Linked DNA regions of Homo sapiens: region 2 is linked to region 1. Evidence: read pairs that join two places in POLR2A ChIA-PET (ENCODE). Cell type or tissue: MCF 10A. All regions are shown on one strand. Each heading gives the region's core, and the rest is flanking DNA. Links, peaks and the distances in the headings are about the cores only.

The links. Peaks named below come from ENCODE experiments on the same cell type or tissue, not always from the same donor. Only the 100,000 strongest peaks of a DNase experiment are listed, where the experiment ranks them.
Region 2: POLR2A ChIA-PET joins it to region 1 with 12 read pairs; 3 of 35 experiments call an interaction of 5 or more read pairs at or near these places.

What each region holds. Positions count from the first base shown.
Region 1 is chr20:19,881,297-19,889,191 of GRCh38, reverse strand. The region is part of intron 2 of RIN2 (Ras and Rab interactor 2); the gene reads right to left. Among named protein-coding and RNA genes, the nearest start is that of RIN2, 130 kb to the right of the region's middle. RefSeq lists an enhancer at 2,952-3,452. In MCF 10A, for the core only: a CTCF peak has its summit at 2,375; DNase peaks (open chromatin) are centred at 3,101, 3,851 and 4,291.
Region 2 is chr20:19,733,795-19,741,689 of GRCh38, reverse strand. No RefSeq gene overlaps it. Among named protein-coding and RNA genes, the nearest start is that of RIN2, 21 kb to the left of the region's middle. In MCF 10A, for the core only: no CTCF peak of the experiment used is centred there; DNase peaks (open chromatin) are centred at 4,439 and 6,009.

The sequences.
Region 1 (7,895 bases), core at 1,779-6,778:
CAGCTGAAGAAGGAGGTTCTGTACATCCCAGGAAATCCTGCTGGAAGGGGGTGAGGTCATCCTTAGCTCTGCTGGCCTCTCCCCCAGGCAAGGTCAACAGAAGGGCACTGGGAAGAAATTGCTCTATTTTTCCCTTAGAAATCAGAAATATTTGGATAAAATCCTGTCACTGTTTACAGGGATCAGTTCACGGAAGAGGACAACATGTAAACAGCTTCACGATCATCCACAAAAGGGGAGCTGAACGTAGAGGAAAACTCAGAGGCAGGGTAACAACACAGTTCTGAATTCTAACTGTAGCTTTTTGGGCTTGGAATTTCCCCTGCTAGGGCATCAGATCCCAATAATTCTTCCCTTTGGGTCACAAAGCCTTCAACATTCAGTTCTAAGTTAAACATACACACACCTCTGCCAGCTGACCTGGCTCAGGCCTTCACGCATTGAGGGGGGCCTGGGGGAGCAACCCCAAACCCTTCCTTACCCAGTGACTGTCCCAGGATCAAGTATAAAACCACCCTGTCTTTCCTCATTCATCCCTTCTCGCCATAACATGCACAGGAGGTAGCTCATGCCAACCGTGACGGACACAGAGGAAGGCCAGTGAAGGGAATAGTGAGACTGTCTCTTGCACCATCAAGGAATATTCAAAGTGGTTCAGCTGCAGGGGTGGGTAGGCACTGAAGCTAAGGCAGCTGCTGCTGCAGGTTCACTGAGGCTGTTTCATTATTAGCTGAGTGGCAGAGAGCCAGCGACACAAACAGGACATTGAGGGCGATATTTAGGGACGTTTCAACAAGTGGAAAAGCATGAATCTATAGCTGAGAAGTGCATATCAGTGAGTGAGCAAGGATCTTTGCACAAAGGTTTTTTTCGGCCCCACGATTTACACCCCTGCTTGCACTCACAGTGAGTTGTGATGATCTGTGCACGGAATCCCATCTAGAAAACAATAGTGACACAGAGCATCCCACCCCTCCTTCCAGAACCATCGTCTCTTTGTGTCAGTGCTCCGTGCTGTGGCCACTTTAAAGATTTGACGGGGTCTTCCCTGTGTTTCTTTCCACTTGTGATCCTGCTGGGATGAAGGCCAATGTTCCAGAAACCTCCTGAGAAGGCAGTGTGCAATTTTGCTGACTCTAGAAGTTCAGGTTCTGGGGTTCATCACTCATTAGCAAAAGGCCACAGGTTGGAGCAACTCCAGAAAGAAATCACAGTGCCATGCTCAGAACTAGGGACGGAATGGGAGCCACACTGTCACCTTGGGGAGCAAACCATGACCTGTTTAGACCCAGAAGCACACAAATAAAAAAGCATACCCTGTTTTAAACCAGGCCTAATGTCTGGAATTCTTTTTATTTCAGACATTTCTTCGGCAGGGGATTTGATGTCACCTGGCAGTTCAGGAATTGCTAAACGAGAGCCAAGACTTCATTCCTCATCCAGACTTAAGTTCCTTTGTTCTGTTCTGAAGTTTTCCATATACAAACTCTTTCTGATGAGCCAGGGCAGACAGGGAATTTTGCCTACAGCATTGGAGCAGTTTAGGTTCCAGAAATGTACTAGTTTATTTTAATTAGCTGCCTGAAAACTTCATGTGTACCCTTTAACCTCCAGCAGTCCTCAATTCACCATCCAGTTTGAATTCTGCTCAGGGCAGGCAGATCCATCACATTTCAAAAGATGCAGGTGGCATCTCTCCTTCATAAGCTGCTCCAAGAGGGAAATGAGAGCAGGTGACAGGAACACACTGCCAGGTGCAGCAGCAGGTACATCCCATGGGATTAAATGCTGGTGGCCATCCAATAGTTCAAGCAGACAGTACATAGCTTATTATTATTTTAAAAAATAAAGTCCTTGGCCAGAAAAACAAAGTTCTTGGTCTGTGCAGTGGCTCATGACCAGCATTTTGGGAAGCCAAGGCAGGAGAATCACTTGAATCCAGCAGTTTGAGACTAGTCTGGGCAACATAGCGAGACCCTGTCTCTAAAAAAAATTAAAAAAAAAAAAAATAGATGGGCATGGTGGCATGCTCCTGTAGTCCCAGCTACTCAGGAGGGAGGATCACTTGAGCCCAGGAGATTGAGGCTGCAGTGAGCCATGATCGCACCACTGCACTTTGGCCTGAGCGACAGAGTAACACTCTGTCTCGAAAGAAAAAAAAAAAAGTTCTTCAGGGCCCCAAAAGAGTTCTGGTTTAAGATCTTTCTGTAGTAGCTATAGTTAGCTATAGTTTTCTTCCCCAAACCATAACCTTAGACACCTTGACTCAATATTGACAGCAATTTAATACCATTTAAAACGATAACTTCTCTTCACCTGCGCTTCCCCATGCCTCCCCACAGATGTCACCCCAGCAGCTTCATCCTAAAACCATCCCAGTAACAGGCTAGACTAAGAAACAAAAAGGGTACCGTAGTTTGAGAGGCTGTGAAATTCCTCCAGACTTGTACCGGTTGGAAGCTTGTTCTTTTCCTGGCTTCCCTGAAGGGTAAAGTGGATTCTTGAGAAAATGAGTCCAACATGTCCAGTAGATGTTTCCAGATACTAGCTAAAAGCTAGCAAAAAAAAAAAAAAAAAAAGAAGAAGAAGAAGAAGAAGGCAGCCCTCATAGGACTAAGGACACTGCAAACATTTGGGAGCTGCCAAGCCCTTTCAACAACACCACTGAAAGAATGTAAACGGAGCTGGTCGCGTTGGTCGGCGCTAATGGACAAAGGCAGGAAGTGACTATTCCTCATTCTCCTAGAGACACCAGCCTCTGTCACTTTATAGTAAACTCAGTGGTGGCTTTCCGTGTGGCCCCAAGAGCGACTGCTGTGGTAAAGCAAAGTCTGTCCTTAAAAAGCAGAAAGGATTCCTGCGTCCCCTGGCTGGGCTCCAGGCTGCACTGCCTGCCTGCTATGTGAGACCGCTGGAGGCTGGCTCCCCAACCCATTCTACTGACAGCCACTGAGGCCAGGAGCTGAGGCTGCCACCTGGACCCTGGCTGTGGGCTGGCTGACTGGGGTTGAAACACAGAGTCCCCGATTTCCATTTCACTGATCAATGGAACTGGGTTGAGTCACTGGCATTTTCCCAGCTTTTGCTGCGCCGGGCCACAGGCCAGATCTTGGCAAGATACAGAGCTTGAGAAGGATTAAGGACAGGCCTGTTCCCTCCTCTGCCCTCCCCCGTCGCCTATTCCCCGCCCACCTCTACTGTCCCTTCCCCACCCTTCCCATCCCCTCCGCTCCTCTCCTCTTCTCTTAATTTCTTTAGTCCAACGTAACCTTCCTATTTTGGGGGAAGGATTTTATTTTATTAATTGACCAGTAAAAATTGTATATATTTATGGTATACAACATGACATCTTGATATATATAGGTATACATATTGCAGAATGGCTAAGTGAAGCTAATTAACATATGCATTACCTCATATGCTTTTTTTTGTTCTGAGTGCACTTGTGCACTTACAATCTCCTGTCTTCGAAAATTTTCTTTTCTTTTCGTTTTTTTTTTTGTTTGTTTGCTTGTATTTCTTTTTCGAGACAGGGTCTTACTTTGTCACCCAGGCTGCAGTGCAGTGGCACCATCTCAGCTCACTTTAGCTTCCGCCTCCAGGGTTCAAGTGATTCTCCTGCCTCAGCCTGCAAGTAGCCAGGATTACAGGCGTGCACCATCATGCCTGGCTAATTTTTGTATTTTTTGGTAGATGTGGGGTTTTACCATGTTGGCCAGGCTGGTCTTGAACTCCTGACCTCAAGTGATCCACCTGCCTCGGCCTCCCAAAGTGCTGGGATTACAGGCATGAGCCACCGCTCCCGGCCGCAATTTTCAAATACGCAATACATTGGTATTAACTACAGTCACCGTGTTGCACAATACGGCTCTTGGACTTTTTCCTCCTTCTGAACTGAAAGTTTGTATCCTTTGACCAACATCGGCCCAATCTCTTCTCCTCTTGCCCCCACCCCAGCTTCCTATTTTATGCTATTTTATTTACTTTAGGTCACAAGTGCAAACCCACAAAAGAAGCAGCAAAAGCAATTATATTGGATTCCACTACTCACAGTTCTGACTTAATAGACACTTAGTGTACTCAAGTCCTGGATTCTCATCTCCGTGCTGCATGAGGTTGGCTACAGAAGCTTTCTAATCACAACCTTCAGTTTTTCTTTCTAGCCGTTAAATGAGGCCGGGCAGCACGGACTTCAGTCTCAGTAAACAAGACCTCGTTATTGTAATTATTTTACAGCCAAATTGACTGAAATAGGAAAAAGTGACTCACCCTAGAGGACCTGTCAGGTCAAGTCCGAATCTAAGAAATGCATCTCACTTTTTTTGCCTGGTCGCTTAACCAGCTCCCAGGGAGACAGGTCATCTCTCCTTTTAATGCTTTTTGTTTTTTTCTAAGAGAGGTAGGAGGAAATGGAGGTGGCTCTGTGTCTGGGTCCAGGGAAGTTCTCTGAATATTTCCATAATTATCTTTGTATTACTCAATATTTTACACGTTGGACAGACAAATGTTATTCCAGGATCAGACTTGACAATTCGAACTATGTGAATTGAAAGAAATTTTTAAAGTGTCTTGGATCACTGTTTGACACAGGTTTTCCCTCACCCAACAGTCATTTTAAAAAAAAATTTTAAGTTTGAAGGTCATGAAAACTTTCCATTGAAAAGACAAGCTAATTTACGAGAAAGAAAGAAGTCATATGGAAAGAACTGTATTCCCAGCCCCCTTACTCAACAACAGTGTTTTAATTTTAATTTTAATTATTGTTTTTGAGACAGGGTCTCGCTCTGTTGCCCAGGCTGGAGTGCATTGCTGCAGTCACGGCTCACTGCCCCTCAACCTCCTGGGCTCAAGTGATTCTCCCACCTCAGCCTCCCGAATAGCTGAGACTACCAGTGTGTGCTACCACATTCAACTCATCTTTTTATTTTTATTTTGTAGAGACCAGGTCTCCCTCCCTATGTTGCCCAGGCTGGTCTCAAACTCCTGGCCTCAAGCAATCCTCCCGCCTTGGCTTCCCAAAGTGCTGGGATTACAGGCGTAAACCACCACGCCTGGTCCTAATCCTATTTAAAAACTCTTGTTGGCCAGGTGCTGTGGCTCATGCCCGTATGCCTATAATCCCAAGCACTTTAGGAGGCCAAGGCAGAAGGAATGCTTGAGGCCAGGAGTTTGAGACCAGCCTGGACAATATAGTGAAACCCTATCTTTCACATAAAAAAATTAAAAAGTATTTTAAAAATGTAATTAGGAACAATGTCCAGTGCCTCAATTTTTCTAAGAGTAACCTTTTTTTTTTTTTTTTAACAAGGTGGTGTGAGGTGCGGTGGTTAAAACTCCTTTCTACCACTTACAGGACTGGCCTGTAAATGGGGTTAATTCTGGTGGAAGTCCATCCCTTCTTTCCTTGGAAAACTGGTTCACAGACTCATAGAAACTCTCACCTTGTCCACACCACAGAAGCCCTGCTGGTGCCCATGTAGTTACTGGCCATGTGACCACCCGAGGGCAACAGGTGGGCTCCTCTGCTGGTTAGAAAGTCCTCCTTTTCTGACTGGACATGGTGGCTCATGCCTGTAATCCCAGCACTTTGGGACGCTGAGGTGGGAGGATCACTTGAGGTCAGGAGTTCAAGATCAGCCCAGGCAACATAGGGAGACCCTGTCTCTACAAATAATAACAAAAACATGAGCCAGGCATGGTGGTGAGTGCCTAGGGTCCCAGCTACTTGGGAAGATGAGGCAGGAGGATTGCCTGAGCCCAGGAGGTCAAAGGTGCTGGGAGCCATTATCGCTCCGCTGCACTCCAGCCTGGGTAACAGAGAGAGACCAGGTCTAAAAAAAAAAAAAAAAAAAAAGTCCTCTCTTTCTGGAGTAGGAAGCTTCTCTCACCTCCTATCCAATGCCCTCATTTTCCCCCTTGGGCCATTTAAGAATTAGCCTCCTGAGGCATCCCTCTTCGCCACCCCTGCAGGCATCCCTTATTCCTCTCTTGACTGATGGCTTCTCCTGCACCGGTGGCCCAGGCCTCAGGGCTGATGGACTCAACTCACTTGGAATATGATTGAGCAGGGAAAGAGGGGTGGCTTCCCCTTGGCTACCCGCAAGGTCATTGAAAAGTCTGCATACAGTTGACCCTTGAACAATGGATGGGGTAAGGGTTCTGAGCCGTCAAAAATCTGAGTACAACTTTTAACTCCCCCAAAACTTAGCTACAAATAGCCTACTATTGATCAGAAGCCTTACTGATAACATAAGCAGCCAATTAACCCGTATGTTATGCATTCATAAGATACCTAGCATTGTCTTAATTTTTTTCAGTATTTCTAGGCTACACAACTTGTGCGTTTTTTTCAAATTGTTGCAAATCTCCCCCAGAATTTTCCAATATGTTTATTGAAAAAAACCCGTGTATACATGGACTAGTGCAGTTTGAAAACCTGTTTTGTTCAAGGGTCAACAATATTTCCAAACCTCCTCACTCGAAAAGCTCCATGTGATCAGTGGTCACACAACATATGTGTGCAGTAACTTCATGCAATACAGTGCAGAGGTGTCATAAGCCACCTCAGCCCGTAATCCACAGAATCCCATGGACAAAGAAGCCACACACACTGGGACTTCCTCAGGGTCTACTCATCAACCTGTTAGCAGTTGAGTTTAGAGCTTTCTTTTCCAAGGCTCTCTGTCCATGATGGTAAAAGAGTCTATGTAGGTGATTATTTTTCATTAGAGGTTGTAATCTGGCAGCTTTGGATTTTGTGTGTGGTATGACAGTTTTTTCATATAGCTATTCATTTAATTTTAATTTTATAGAAAATAGTTTTAGGGATGAATACTTTCCTTGTAAACTTTGTAAAAGAGACATGATTGATCAAAAAGATTTTTGTCTTCGTGAAACTTTACTGTTTAAGATTCCTGCTCTGTGAGGTGTTGGCTGTTTTCATTATTTCTATGAAGTTCCAAATTCCCTGGGTTACATTTGGAATGTCCGAATTTTGTAAGACTGATGCTTCCGTCACTTGTTCCATCATAACAAGTGTGACTGGGTGTAGTTAGTGACAGCTGTCATCAGGTTTTCTTCTACCAGTATCATTTTTCTCAGACCAAGTTTTTTTCACTTTCCAAAATTACAAGCAAGATAAAATTCATCAATTTATGTTTGGATCTATCACAAATTCTGTTGAGTGCATCTTCACCCATTTCATTCTGAAATGGCTACAATACCAGTGATTTTGTAATTCTTAGACAGTCAATAATGAAAGTAGAAGCAATTCCACAGAAACTCTAGGAATATTCTTTGGCCCAGCAATGGAGTATTGAAATTCTAAACACAATACTCTTTATTCTTACAATGTTTTTTGTTTTGTTTACTAACAGCCTATGTCATTAGTGGAGTAAAGAACATAAACAAAGTCCACAGGGTTACATGAAAATGTCCTGAGTCTATTAGCCAGGTGTGGTGGTGCATGCCTGTAATTCCAGCTGCTACTCAGGAGGCTAAAGAGGGAGGATCTCTTGAGTCCAGGAGATTGAGGCTGTGGTGAGCTCTGATTGCAGCACTGCACTCCAGACTGGGTGACTCTGTGAGGGGCTCTGTCTCTTTTAAAAAATAAATAAATAAAATACAATGTTTTGGGTCGAAATGTCATGACAACCAGTGCTATGAAGGAAAAAGAGAGGAACATCATCCCTATATAATAAATTAGCCTCTAGGATACATCTTGCCTGGAATCTCATGTACTAATTTGCTTCTTTTCCTTCATTTTGACCATGTATATGCTGATGTCTTTCCAAACTTTCCCCTTCACCATCAGGGTGTTTACCCTTCCCTTTAGTTAGTGATGCGCAGGGAAATGTTTAACAACTGGCTTTCTGGGAAATAAAAGCCCCGGGTTT
Region 2 (7,895 bases), core at 1,644-6,643, 150 kb after region 1:
TTAGATAGCACCTCTGCTAAAGTCCCTCCCACCCTCCCTCCCTTCTTTCCTTCCTTCCTTCCTTCTCTCCTTATATTTATATTGTCAACAGAGGACATTTATCATTACACATCTTCAGAAATATCCAGCTATTTAATCACACCAACTAAGGGATTTACTTTCTCTCTGAAGACATGTTTCCAGAGAATCCTGCATTTCTGCTCCAATCTAAATTGGCTGTTGTCTATACCTGCTGGGAGCTATAACCCCAAGGCATTTTTTTCCCTCCATACTTCTGGGGGTAAATCTGTTGTTTTCTAGAATCTCAAGTCTTCCTCTTTTATTTTGTTTTCTCTCTCATTTTGTTGCAGAAAAGGCTTTCAGAGGTTGTGTATATCTGAGAATATATATTATTCATGTTCAGTGGATATTTTGGCTAACAATGACATTTTAGTTCAAAATATTTTTCCCTCTTAATTTGAAGGCATTTCTCCACTGTGCTTTACTGACTGGTGTGGATGAAGTCTAATCAATGTTAGTCTGAATCTCCTTCTCCTTATAGCTGATCTGATTTTCTTTTCCTCTGGAGACTTTTTCTTTTAAATCCCCCCAAGTTGTAAAATTCACAAGAATCTGTCTGGACTTGATCTTTCATTCATTGCTTTGTTTTATCCATCAGTATCCTCATATCTGCTTGTGTTTTCATTTAATTTACCATAGTTTCACATTTCTTGATGAGCCTCACACAGATCCCATTATTATGGATTTAATTCCTCTTGCACCTCTTTACTTTCATTCTAAGGGATTTGGGGAGGGTAGGGAGGCAAATGCATGTGATTAGTCTACCATTTTGAGCTCTACTTCTTCAGATATTTTATTTGGATATTAAAGGAAAGGATGATCCCAGAAGACTGAAGGACTCGGAGATCCTTGAATGACCTCCTGGGGAAACTTTGGCTGTCAGTGGTGACCTGAAGAAGTGACATCAGGGGGACTTCCATGCGCTTTGCCCTTAAGCAAACTATGACATCACTTTTTAATTGAATAGAAAAGAATATTCCAATATCTTCTGGGCAATTTTGATTAGTCCTGTGCTTATGTTTATGCAGAGTAGAAACTCTACAGGCAGCTTACTACCTAAACTCTACATGTCCAGTACTTCCGGAAGGCACCTGATGCTGGTCCAGGCATGCATTTGAGTTCTTCCATTTCAGTGCAATTTGTAGTTGGCACTTGAGTTGCAACCTAAACTTAAAGATGATGTTACTTATTCAAGTGTGAAGTAATAAAAAATCAATATAGGATGGTTTTGACCAGACATTGTGTTAAGTTTAAGCCCTCTGGAGGAAAGGCTCGAGTGCCATTTACCCTAGTAAGTCCTGATTGTGATCAGGAGGAATTATAGATTCCCTACAGAGAATGAGGAGCTAAGACTAGCAGGGCATCTGTGTCTCCTTTCCAGGCTGGGGCCCAGCGATGTGGGAAGACTGTGGAGCTCTCTTTCACTTAGCATGGTTTGGGGTCAGAAGAACTATGGATGAGGGGTATTGAGGCACACAGGCCTAAGACAGCACCATAGGATTGCCACACCCTCTGGGTGGCCAAAGAAACCTACATGGACCAATGAGGAAAGGCCAGAGGAAAAAAGGGCATCTCTGCAGAGTGAATAAATAATGATAACCACCAGTAGGATGCCTCCTAGGGTGTGGACTGGGGCCGCGATGGGAGAAATGGAATTGACTGATACTTAGTATTCTCCATGGGTCTCCTATGTGGGTAGGTCCAACACACTTGTGTTTTGGAGAATCATACTCTGGTCTCCAAAACCATGGCTCACTGGGCAAATGAATGCTGAGAACAATGGCTTGCTCAAGCTAGAAACTCCCTTGGGGGAACATTTGATGCCCACACAGCAGAGTGGGAAATGGGCCACTGTCTGCCCCAGTTCCCACATGCTTTGTGTCCCTACTCACCTTCCAGATGTCCAAAGGCTGGAACCATGATCGTCCCATCCATCCGGAGGGTGTCTGCCCCTGTCTCACCCCAGCTCCAGCTCCTTCCAAAGGATCCCGGTCCTCCTTGGAGCTGATGTTTCCTAGAGAGAGCCCGCTCCCCTATCTGCCTCTGGCCTGTGCCCTTGGCTATCCTATGTAAGAGCGCATGGCAGCAGAAGCTGCAGAAGCTTTCATCTCTCTTGTGCTTCCCATCCCCACTAGACGGCATCCCTGCCGCCTGGTCTCAGCCCCATCCCCCAAACCCGTGGCCAGCCTCAGCCTTTGGCAGAATCACAGAGGGATCTGATCCCATCCTGGGGGTTGGAGGGCGTATGTGTGTGTAACGCTGGGCAGTGGTTTTGTGGTCCTGGCATCTCCAGGTGCTACCTAATATGGATCTCCCACGGAAATGCTTTTTCAGTGGTAGCAAAAGCAGAGAGTTCTGTTTGTCCTGTTTATAGCATGGCCCCACCCTGGAAATAGACACAGAGGGCTTAAACAGGATTGTAAAATATTCTCACCTTTATCGATAGTCATAACTCTTTCTTGTAAGTAGTTCAGCTCAAATTACAAAGACTTGGTGCATCCATCAACTTGGGATGGTTTCAGGTTAGGATCTGAATCACCACTGTGCTCATTTCCCAGGGCTGCTGTCACAAATTACCACAAATCTGATGGCTTAAAACAACAGAGCCATTTTCACTTACAGCTCTGGAGGCCAGAAGTCCGTAATCAGTCCGGGTTGTTTTCTTCTTGGGGCTCACGGGGAGGACCTGTTCCATTCTCTCCTAGCTTCCGGCGATGGCTGGCAGTCCTTGGCATTCCTCGGCTTGTGGCAGCATCACTCCACTCTCGGCCTCCGAGGTCACCTGGCGTTCTCTCTCTGTGTCTGTGGCCACATTTCCCTCTTCTTTTTATTATTTACTTCTATTTATTTATTTATTTATTTTGAGACGGAGTTTTGCTCTTGTTGCCCAGGCTGGAGTGCAATGGTGCGATCTTAACTCAGTGCAACCTCTGCCTCCCAGGTTCAAGCACTCCTCCTGCCTCAGCCCCTCGAGTAGCTGGGATTACAGGCATACGCCACCAGGCCTGGCTAATTTTTGCATTTTTAGTAGAGACGGGGTTTCACCATGTTGGCCAGGCTGGTCTTGAACTTCTGACCTCAGCTGATCCACCCGCCCCAGCCTCTCAAAATGCTGGGATTACAGGCGTGAGCCACCGTGCCCGGCCCATGTTTCCCTCTTCTTGAAGGGGCACCAGTCATTGGATTAGCGCTTACCCCAATCCCCTATGACCTCATCTTAACTTGATCATATTTGCAAAGTCCCTATTTCCAAAGAAGGTCACATTCACAGGTTCTGAGGGATGGGACTTTAACATAAATTTTTTTTGGAGGGGGGACAATTCAACCCAGAATAGTTATCAAAGTAAATTAAAAGATAATTAAACACTAAAATGTGATACATATTATTATTCTTTCAGCAACAGTGTTGTGAAATTTTCTTAGGCTCACAAATAGCCACTTTTTAAAATACACAAACACTGGTTTAAAAATACTCAGATTACTGAAAAATGGAAAAGTAAGTGCTTTCACCTCTCTTAAACTACTAATTAGTGCATGCAAGAAGAAAAAGAGTCATAAAGGCAAATACTCCTCTATAATAAGTGGCAAAACAAATATAGAGAAATCAGGTTCATATAAGCATGAAACAAATCAGTTTATATCTCTTTAAAAAGAATAACCAAAGTTTGTCTTTGCTGCATCTGCTTTAAAGGTAAAAAATTTCATTAAGAAGAGAGATAATATTTGAAGATAACTTTTATTTTCAAAATTCTTTAATTTCTTTCTTTTTTAAACTGTAGAGTCCCAAAGAACAGAAATGGACAATACAGCATGTGGGTTTTTTTTTTTCAATTTTACACTGTTTTGTATATGTATGACACTTAGAGAAACATCAGAGAACTTTTAATTCTACTGATAAATGAAACAGAAAACTTTTAATTCAGCACAGGAAAACATTCCTGCTTCAGCCTGACCTATTTGCAGAACACACTCAGCTCATTTTTCCTGTATACTTTCCTGCAGCTTTGAGTGAAATGTAGCACCAAGGAGAAAGAAGAAAGGCATGTTTAGATGAAAGGAATTTAGCTGCCTGCATTGTTTCTTTGAATTAATATCTTACCCTGTACATAAGTATACAGTATAAGGCTGATACTTTGAAGTATAGGATTTCAAAAGGGGACATTTTAGGAAGGACAAAGGCTTTTAACGAAATTTCCAGGAAACTAAAGGCATTTCAGGCCTGCTTAGCTGAAGCACTTGTGAACATGCATGTATGACGAATGATTTCAATTGAAACCAGCACGAGTTTCACACAATTACCCAACACTTGGAAATAAAGACAAGAGAGGGTTAAGGTTAGGGTTAAGGTTAGTTTCTCCTTTCAGTGGCATACTGAAACATTGCTCAACAGACGCACCCAAGGATTGTTGTGTGAACTAAGGGAGTGCACCTCTGACTCACTCTTTACTGTTGATGGAGGACTCACACTTTATGAAGTTACACTTCAACATGTGTATCTTGTCTGGGAAAGGCAAATCATTTGAATCAGGTAATGAAGACTGCGAGAGGTTATGAGTGTGGTTGCATTGGAGCTCATTCATTAGTCTCAAATCTAGCACTCTTCACAGTCTTTGTATATACCTATACATCCTGATGTCCTCAACATGCTTTTTGAGCTACATTTACCATCTTACTGATTAATGTGTTAATAAGCTAATAAATCTAAACCTACACTCATTTTAGTTTTCCATGAGAGTAGTCTTGGAAAGATTTTTGAGCATTGTGCTTTCACACAATTTTGGACTTTTTATCTGTATCCTTGTTTTGGTGGTGGACTATAAGAGGTTATGCTATTTTTTATTTCTTGCTAGTTTCTTTTTTTAGAGATAGGGTCTCACACTGTCACCCAGGCTGGAATGCAGTGGTACGATCATAGCTCACTGCAACCTCGAACTCCTGAGCATAAGTGATCCTTCTGCCTGAGCCTCCCAAGTAGCCAGAACTACACTACAGGTGCATGCCACCATGGCTGGCTAATTTTTAAATTTTCTGTAGAGATAGGGTCTTGCTATGTTGCCCAGGCTGGTCTCCAAAGCCTGGCCTCAAATAATCCTCTGGCTTTGACCTTCCAAAGCACTGGGATTACAAAGGTGAAAAACCGTACCCAACATATAAAAGGTTATTAAGGCCGAGCACGGTGGCTCACTCCTATAATTCCAGAACTTTGGGAGGCTGAGGTGGGCAGATCACTAGAGGTCAAGAGTTCGAGACCATCCTGGCCAACATGGTGAAACCCTGTCTCTACTAAAAATACAAAAATTAGCCGAGCATGGTGGCGCGTGCCTGTAGTCCCAGTTACTCAGGAGGCTGAGGCAGGAGAATCGCTTGAACCCAGGAGGCAGAGCTTGCAGTGAGCCGAGATCGAGCCACTGCACTCCAGCCTGGCGACAGAGCAAGACTCCATCTCAAAAAAAAAAAAAAAAGTTATTAATAAAAGCACCAAGGGTGTGTTTTCTTGTGTCAGGCTCTTGTTAGTCCTGGGAAGAGGCCACAGACCAAAACTCCTCACTGCCCTGTCGTTATCTGTATGTAGAATAAAATGAAATGCCAGAATAAAATGCCTCATTTGGTTTCATCTGGATTTTTTTTTGCAAATGAAATTCTGTAATGATGGCCTGAGCAGATGTGAAAGGGGCATTTAGAACCAATTCCCAGTTGTTTTGTTTTATATTTGGATTGGGGTGCAAAATGGGCAAGAGAGAGTTGGGCTGTAGTAAAGGCAACACGAGGTCCCAAGGAAAGGAAAATTTAACCTGAAGGAAAATTCAGGGACTGTGTGAACTAAAATCCAAAATTTGTCATGCAGAGAGCTGTGATTAATTTCTTTCACAAGCTGCAGAAGAACAGATTTCCATTCTCGCTCACACAATTGAACTTGGTAATGCCTACACAACAGATGACTACTGCTACTCCCCTGGGCAAAGAAATTATCCCCGCCTCTGGTGCCCTGTGGGCTGAGTCATCTGCTCCTCCACTTCCTGGCTGTGTTTGCTCCTGGCGTCAAATCTTGCTGCTATCCAGCTGGGTTCCAATGATTATTTCAAAATTAACAGCCTAATGTCGTCCCGATGGGACCCGTCCCCACACTTATTACAAAAAATTGCTGTTACATAAACCACTTTTTTCCTTGTCCTATTTTCTGCCCCCTTTTTTAAATGTGTTGAGTTTCTTGGTTGAGGTTTTTTTTTGTTTTTTGTCCCCCATTCCCTTAGCCCCTTATCTTGCAAGTAAAGCACAGTGTCGCAGGGCTACAGGCCTGTTTTGTTTGTCAGTACAGCTTAGGAACTTTCTATACTAGCAAGATATCTGATGTGAGTCCCCTTCTAAAGAAACAACTGGAATGAATTTGAAAATCAAGTAGGAAACACCTTGAGTTAAATCTTTATCTTTTAATTGAGCTCTCTAGTTTCTCCTCTGCCCCATCAAAACAAAGGCTTATTGGAACTAAAAGATGACCCTTTTGCCCTTTAAACTGTACCAATCTATCCCCAGTTTCAAATGTGTTGCTCTCCATAACTCTTGTCTGTCCACATTTGGCAAGTCTTGTAATACACACGGATACCCTTGACTTAATATAGAGTGACCTCCTGGACAAGGCTTCTGTGCAACCTGCTTCTTGTCTTCTGAAGAGCAGAGCAGAGAGCTACTGGCAGCTCATCTCACACTTGACTATTCACAGAAATCACCTGGGGATCTTGTTAAAATGCAGGCTCTAGTTCAGGAGGTCTGGATGGGGCCTGAGAGTCTGCATTTCTAACAAGTTCCCCAGTGATGCTGTTGCTCATGCTGCTGGCTCTGGGACTATCCTTTGAGAACCGTTGCTCTGAAGCATCCCGTCTGTTTCAGGGCAGACGGCCTCATGACCTTTGCCAAAGGCAGAAGCAATGTTCTCTCTACACCATGGAAGAAACTCTAGGGCCTTTGTTGGCCAAGTCGGCCCCTCAGTACGCTCTGTCTGCTCTGCTCAATATTGGAGCCCCTAATCACATATGGTTCTTTAAATGCAGATTTAAATTAAAGATAAACAAGGTTAAACATTTTGTTCCTCAGTTGCATGAGCCACACTGCAAGTGCTCAACGGCAACAGGCCTCTGGTGGCTACTGTACTGAGCAGCAGAGGTAAAGAACATTTCCATCATCATGGGAAGTCCTGCTGGACAGTGCTGTCCTCCAGGAACTCCAAAAATCATTTCTCTCTCTCTCTCTCTCTCATCAAAGCTGCCGGGTTAAGGCCCACTCACACTGGGTAGCAAAGGCCTGCAGGACACAGGGCTTTCCTTTAGGAATCTGCACAATGAAAGATCGCAAATGGTATGATTATGCTTCCTTAAACCAGTGGTTCTGAACCATGGATACATGTCAGAAATACCTGGGAGTCCCAAACAAAATCTGAGGTCCTGGGGTGTGTCAGACACCAGAGAACCCAAATCGGGATGGGGTGGGGGTTGGCGGCTGGGCCTTGGGATTCTTAAATGCATCCTAGGTGGTTCTAATGTGGACCCAAGGTGAGGAATCACTGCTTCCACCTGAATTTAGTGCCGTGCCCTGCACTGACGCACGGTGTGAGAAGGGCTAGGAAACATTTTCTGGGCTTCTCAAAATACTCTGCTTGTTTTCAGCTCCTCATGGCTTTTTCAGTGCCTCCATTTTCAGGTGAAGTCTCTGAGAAATTGGACTGAAGCCTTTAAAAATAATAATAATTTTAAATTTCTAATAGAGACTAAGAAACTGAGACATCTTCACTGTGACATTCTCACACAAGAAGAGATGTTTGGCCGCCGTTGAAGGAACACTGA